Linked DNA regions of Homo sapiens: region 2 is linked to region 1. Evidence: chromatin contacts called from ENCODE Hi-C or POLR2A ChIA-PET data. All regions are on one chromosome and are shown on one strand. Each heading gives the region's core, a stretch centred on a gene start or an enhancer-like site at or near the end of the contact. The rest is flanking DNA. Distances are from core to core; before and after follow the strand shown. Region 1 holds the start of FBXO4 (F-box protein 4). Region 2 holds the start of ANXA2R-OT1 (ANXA2R overlapping transcript 1).

Evidence for each region. A loop is a pair of places that touch in the nucleus more often than their neighbours do. ChIA-PET counts read pairs that join two places held with the same protein, here RNA polymerase II (POLR2A). Pooled maps may share reads with other maps.
Region 2: a loop to region 1 is called in a map of B cell, with 4 times the contacts of the local background. The contact joins the promoter of ANXA2R-OT1 here to the promoter of FBXO4 in region 1. A Hi-C loop is called at or near these places in 1 of 168 maps with a recorded cell type or tissue (B cell), 1 of 37 single-sample maps with no recorded cell type and 12 of 50 pooled maps. POLR2A ChIA-PET finds 5 or more read pairs at or near these places in 1 of 52 experiments (activated CD4-positive, alpha-beta T cell).

Annotation. Positions count from the first base shown.
Region 1 is chr5:41,923,955-41,926,571 of GRCh38, reverse strand. It overlaps FBXO4 (F-box protein 4), which reads right to left and starts at 1,291. Exons shown (of 7, transcript NM_012176.3): 1 at 1,074-1,291. The coding sequence starts at 1,262. RefSeq lists a silencer at 854-1,033.
Region 2 is chr5:43,066,113-43,068,729 of GRCh38, reverse strand. ANXA2R-OT1 (ANXA2R overlapping transcript 1) reads left to right here and starts at 1,291. Exons shown (of 3, transcript NR_104651.1): 1 at 1,291-1,432; 2 at 1,573-1,643. LOC100132356 (a long non-coding RNA gene) reads left to right here and starts at 1,759. Exons shown (of 1, transcript NR_034127.1): 1 at 1,759-2,617. LOC100506639 (a long non-coding RNA gene) reads right to left here and starts at 1,707. Exons shown (of 3, transcript NR_102752.1): 1 at 944-1,707; 2 at 513-760. RefSeq lists an enhancer at 1,680-2,079.

The DNA.
Region 1 (2,617 bases), core at 42-2,541:
AGACACAGTCTCGCTCTGTCGCCCAGGCTGGAGTGCAGTGGCAAGATCTCGGCTCACTGCAAGCTCCGTCTCCCAGGTTCACGCCATGCTCCTGCCTCAGCCTCCCAAGTAGCTGGGACTACAGGCGCCTGCCACCAAGCCCGGCTAATTTTTTATATTTTTAGTAGAGACGGGGTTTCACCGTGTTAGCCAGGATGGTCTTGATCTCCTGACCTCGTGATCCGCCCACCTGGGTCTCCCAAAGTGCTGGGATTACAGGCGTGAGCCACCGCGCCCGGCCGTAAATTTGTCATCTTAGTTCCTCTACAGAATCTATTAAAATGTTATGAAAAACCTCTGCAAGGAGAAACTTGGAGGCATTCTAAACCTGCAGCTTTCACGTTGATATACACATTGGAGAGAGGTGTCAATAGTCCAAATGAGACAAAGAATTGTAATAATTTTCAATAATTTTTGTTCTCTTCATTTACCTATCTACCCCAAAGTTTAACAATAAGTTATGTGTGTCATTCTCGTGGCCTTGATGTAACTTGAGGCACTTGTAACTTAAGTCATTTATTTTCAACTGAGGGGCCGTTTTGTTTCTTCAAATACACAATAACAGCCACAGGCACAATGTCCTCTTGAGAGGGTAAAAACCTTGGCCCTCCAAGTGTTTTGGTACAGTGATCCGGAATCAAAGACGCTGGGAACAGGGACGCTGGAATGCTTTCCCAAGCTAATCAGCAAGTTGGGAACTGTCTCATTTCCGTAACCGGACATTCAGGGTGTCCTAGTCACATGTGCCTGTTTTGGCGGGTGGAAAACCTGAGGGCGATCGGGAGGGTCCCCAGGGGCCCCATGAAGGTGCTTCCCTGAGATGTTCGGGCCCCCTGCGGAGCACCAGGGTCCACGCCAAGACGCTTCTGATCAACTGTAGCTTCTCGGTGACTACACTGCCAGGAATGGCTGCATGGACGGAGCCAGACCCAGGCCGGGGCGCGAGAGTTCCCCAGGCCCCGGGGGGCTCCAGGGGAGGTCCCTCCGGCCCGGGCCGGCCCCACTGTCCTCCGCGGCCTGCGGCCGACGCTCACCGGCAGCCGCGTCAGGGTGCTGGCCGCCTCATCCACCTCCTCCCGTGAGGTCGTACGCGCCACCCTCTCCTTGCTCACTGACTGCCAGAAGGTCTTCCAGCCGCTGAGGATGGCCGCCTCCAGGCGGCCCCAGTCGCTGAAGGGCGGCGGCGGCGAGTTTGTTCCGCTGCGCGGCTCGCTTCCCGCCATGGCTTGCCCGCAGCGTGGGTGACGCGTCTTAGAGCCACGCTAGCGCGTCAGCCTCCTGCGCAGCTCCGCGCCAGCCGAGGGCGCCCTCGGGCGTTCCGCCTCCCGCTTCTCCCGCGAGTCCGCCTCCAGGGCAGGGTTAGGCCCAGGGGCAAGGGCGGGTACTGGGAGGAAGCCCACTGTGCGTGGCTGTGAGCCGAGTACGAAGCTCCTGTCAACAATTAACTTCCCCAGTAACTTGTGGCCTCAACCTCAGCCACGCCAACCGCAGAGCCCCTGTACAACCTCTGGCCCGCTGACTTCCTGGCTTCATTCAAGATGTTCTCTCCGGGATCATTTCCACTATGCCTGGTCCTAGGCGACTCCGCTTGTTCGATAGACCTCTGCCACTGTCTTGGGCTTAATAACCACTTGCTTCCTTTTCAGCACTACCATACTACGTATGGGGTGTTTTTTGTGTGTGTTATTTCCTCAATCACCAAGTTACCATTTATTTTCTTGAGTATCAGCAAAAACAGACTAGAGAGGCAGTCAGCGGGCCAATTACAAAGAACCTTTTGCCAAAATGAGAAGTCTGGACCCACTATGCAAAAATATAAGCACATTTAAAATTTGCAAGGGCGGCAAAAAACGGCTAGAAGAACCCAGATGTGGTGGTGTTGAAATCCCACTAGTGAGTTTTTTAATTCTCAAACCAGATGCCCATTCTACTTACTTTGGGCTTACTTTAAAAGTGCTTTAAGAGAACGTATTACAAGTTAATCTGTTACATAGAACTGGGTATGTATACATTCAAAAAGTAAATCTCTGAGGATCTAAATGTCAACAGAATCCAAGAAAGCCTGATAACTAAGGTTCTGCAAGGCTCTGTAACATACAAGTTTAAGTTTCATTACATTTTATTATTTGCATGTTGTTGGTAGGGGCCAATAACCAATAAAATTGCAGCCTCGTTTTTGGGAGGCAATCTGGACAAGGACCACGGATTAACCATATGGCATTTCTCATCACTTTCTAGGACACGATTTACTTTGAGAGCAAAAAACGAACTAGAGCAAGAAAAAAAATCAGTTCAAGTATAAAGTATTAAAATGATATCTGTTAAATGAATGAGAAAAACTTTATTACGGAAAATTTTGAACATTTATAAAAGGAGAGTGAATAATATGCTCCTGTGTGCCCAGTATCCAAGATTCCATTACCAACACCTGGTTAATCTTGTGCTGTTGCTATACTCACCTAATACTACACCCCCAATTCTGGATCCTTTTGAAACAAATCCCAGACCTATCATCTGTAAATATCTCAGTATCCGTCCCTAAAAAAAACAGATTTTAAGAAACAGACCACTGTACCTA
Region 2 (2,617 bases), core at 42-2,541, 1.1 Mb before region 1:
TGCAAATGTCTTATAGTCTCTTGCTGAGGAATATACAGTTGCCGACTTGCCCTTTCTCTGACCACCCCACACAAACACCATATTGGAATCAGACAGAATCTGAATGCCGGAACTAGAATGCCTCCTCCTTTAGGGAAGTAAGCTCCATAACTCCTGTCCACATTCCTAACCTGGAAGAGTGACCCCTTCCCTCCAGAGGTGCTGATCCCACCATTTTTGCTAAAATAGGAAGCTAGGGTGGAAACGGAGAGAGGAATGGTGGGTGAGATATTTTGTTTTTTCAAAGGCTCTGCACAGTATCTTCAATTAGATAAAGTGGCTGTAACTTTTCTTCTATTGACACTGCCCTCTTTCCTTTATTCTACTGCCTGCAAAAGAAGGCAACTGAAGAAGCCTCAAGTACCAGGGCAGGTTTTGGCTAGCTGAAGAAAGGGTAAGGTATAGGGGGGAAGACTGGAGGTGACCATCTTGGGAGTGGGTGAGAAGTGAGAGCCCAAAATGGGTCTTCTTACCTCTCTGGTACATTCTGTGCTCTTCTCTGGTCTGACATCCGCCCAGGTTCATCCAGAAAAAGATGGAAATGATTTGAACAGGATAAGCTAGGGTGAGGATTAGACACGATGAGTTCAGCTGGAGACACTCATGGTAGAGTCTGGAGGTCTCTTTGGGGGATCACTTCCAAAAGTGCAGATTTTTAGAAAAACGAGAAAGGTTCTGGAAAGGGATGTTTTCCTTCTGCTCAATGGCAGTTTCAGGTTTCCTGTAAGAAAGGAGTTTGTAGCGTCAGTATATTTGACAAATGTGGGAGAGGGAAGATTCAAGAGCTTGAAATTGCATTGCACTTCCCAAAGATGGAGAAGACATCAGGGATGAATTTCAAAGGTGATAGAAATCGGGAACTGCCCTTTGAGGATTTCAAGGGGAGAGGGAGCAAAGGCCTCACCATCAATCCACACGTCCTGTGCTAGAGTCTTGCGATTCTTATTTCCCCTACCCTCCTGCAACGATTATTCCCATATATCAAGGCCATCTGACAGAGTTAACCATCAGAATTAAATAGCAGTTCCCACAGAGTTCCATCCCCTGGAGAGGTACCTAGCTGCCGGGGCAGGCCTGAAGCCTCGGTCAGGAGGCATTGAGTCTTTCACTCTCCACGGAGGTCTTGGACTGAGAACTTCAAGTTCCAAAGGGATGAGGTGTCGGCTTCGCCCTTAGGAGCCTGGAGGGCTCTGACCAAGGAGAAGGGCGGAGCCCAGCCACTGGAAGGTTTGTTTCTTGCAGTGGAAGACGGTTGGCGACCCGGATGGCTTTTGTTACCAGGGCCAGCCCAATCCGCCCGATTCTCGGTCCCTATACTGCCTCCTTTTCCCATGCGCATCGCAAGGGATCGGTTGATGGGGCCCTCAGTATGACTTCGCTAGGAAAAATAAAGGTCTTCTTAGGCGGGAGGGGACTGATTTGAGGACGGAGGGTGGGAGTAGTGCCAGCAGCACTTTGTCGTAGTGGCACTGGGTGGGCAGTTATCAGTTGCAGTCCGCTCGTTTCTCAGTGCCCACGGTTTCTCACTGACAGTGCAGCTCGTTTCTCAGAGCCGGCGGATGTTCATGGGCAGCACCATCGAGCCAGAAGCAGTATTTGTCCTGGTAAGTCATTTCTCAACTGCCGAAGTGTACTAGGTTCCAGTCCCGCTGGTTTCTCGAATCTGCTAGTCCCACACGAGCACCAATAGGTAAACCCAGCCGGCAGTTTCCGGCTAGCACTTTCGCTATTTGAAGACATTAGGAAGTTATGTGGTGGCTCCGTACCCTCCTTTCTCCATCCGAGGCCGGGGTCCTAAAGTCGGTGTCACGGTGGCAGCACCCAGCGTTTTGTTGGCTCTTTCGCCAGCAGCGCCGAGCGGGGGGTTTTCTGTCACAGCACTTGTTGCACCGAATTTCTCGGTCGCAGAACCTCTCTTTTCCGAGGGTCGACATTTTCTGCGTGACAACACCGTTGGTTCCGCCAAAATGGATGTTGTCCTTGGGAACTCCTCCGGCTGGCGTCACTCTTAGGGTCCCAGCACCGCCATTTCGCCAAGCCGAGTTCTCTTGGTCGCGGCACATCTTGTTCCTCGGTGCCTCCATTTTCTCGGTGGCGGCAGCGCTCTGGTAGCCGATCTGAGGGATTTGGAATCGCAGCCAGTTGCGCAGAGTCTGGGGTTCCCGGGCGACGCCGGCGCTGGGCGGGGGAGCCCGCCGCTCCTCCGAGCCAGAGGCAGAGGAGCTGCGCGGACGCCGTCTCTTCACAGCGCCGCGAGCGCCGACGCACGGGTTCCTGCTCGGCCTCCTGAACCCAGTCCCCCGGCGGCGCCGCTGGCGTCTCTATCGCAGGCCCCTGCGGTTTCGCCCGTCGTTGGCTTCTTGGTCCTAGCAAGTTTCGATTTCGCGGTGCCCGCTATTTCTACCTCTTGTCCAAATAACTAGCCAAAATGTGATTTCTCAGCCTAAGCAAGTCCCGATTTAGGGCATCGGTCTAGCCCTGGCTGCGATTTCTTGGTCCTAGGAAGTCACTGTTTAGCTGTAGCAAGGCAGACTTAACCGTGCGATGGTGACTTTTCTTTTTCTTTGGTTCTTTTTCT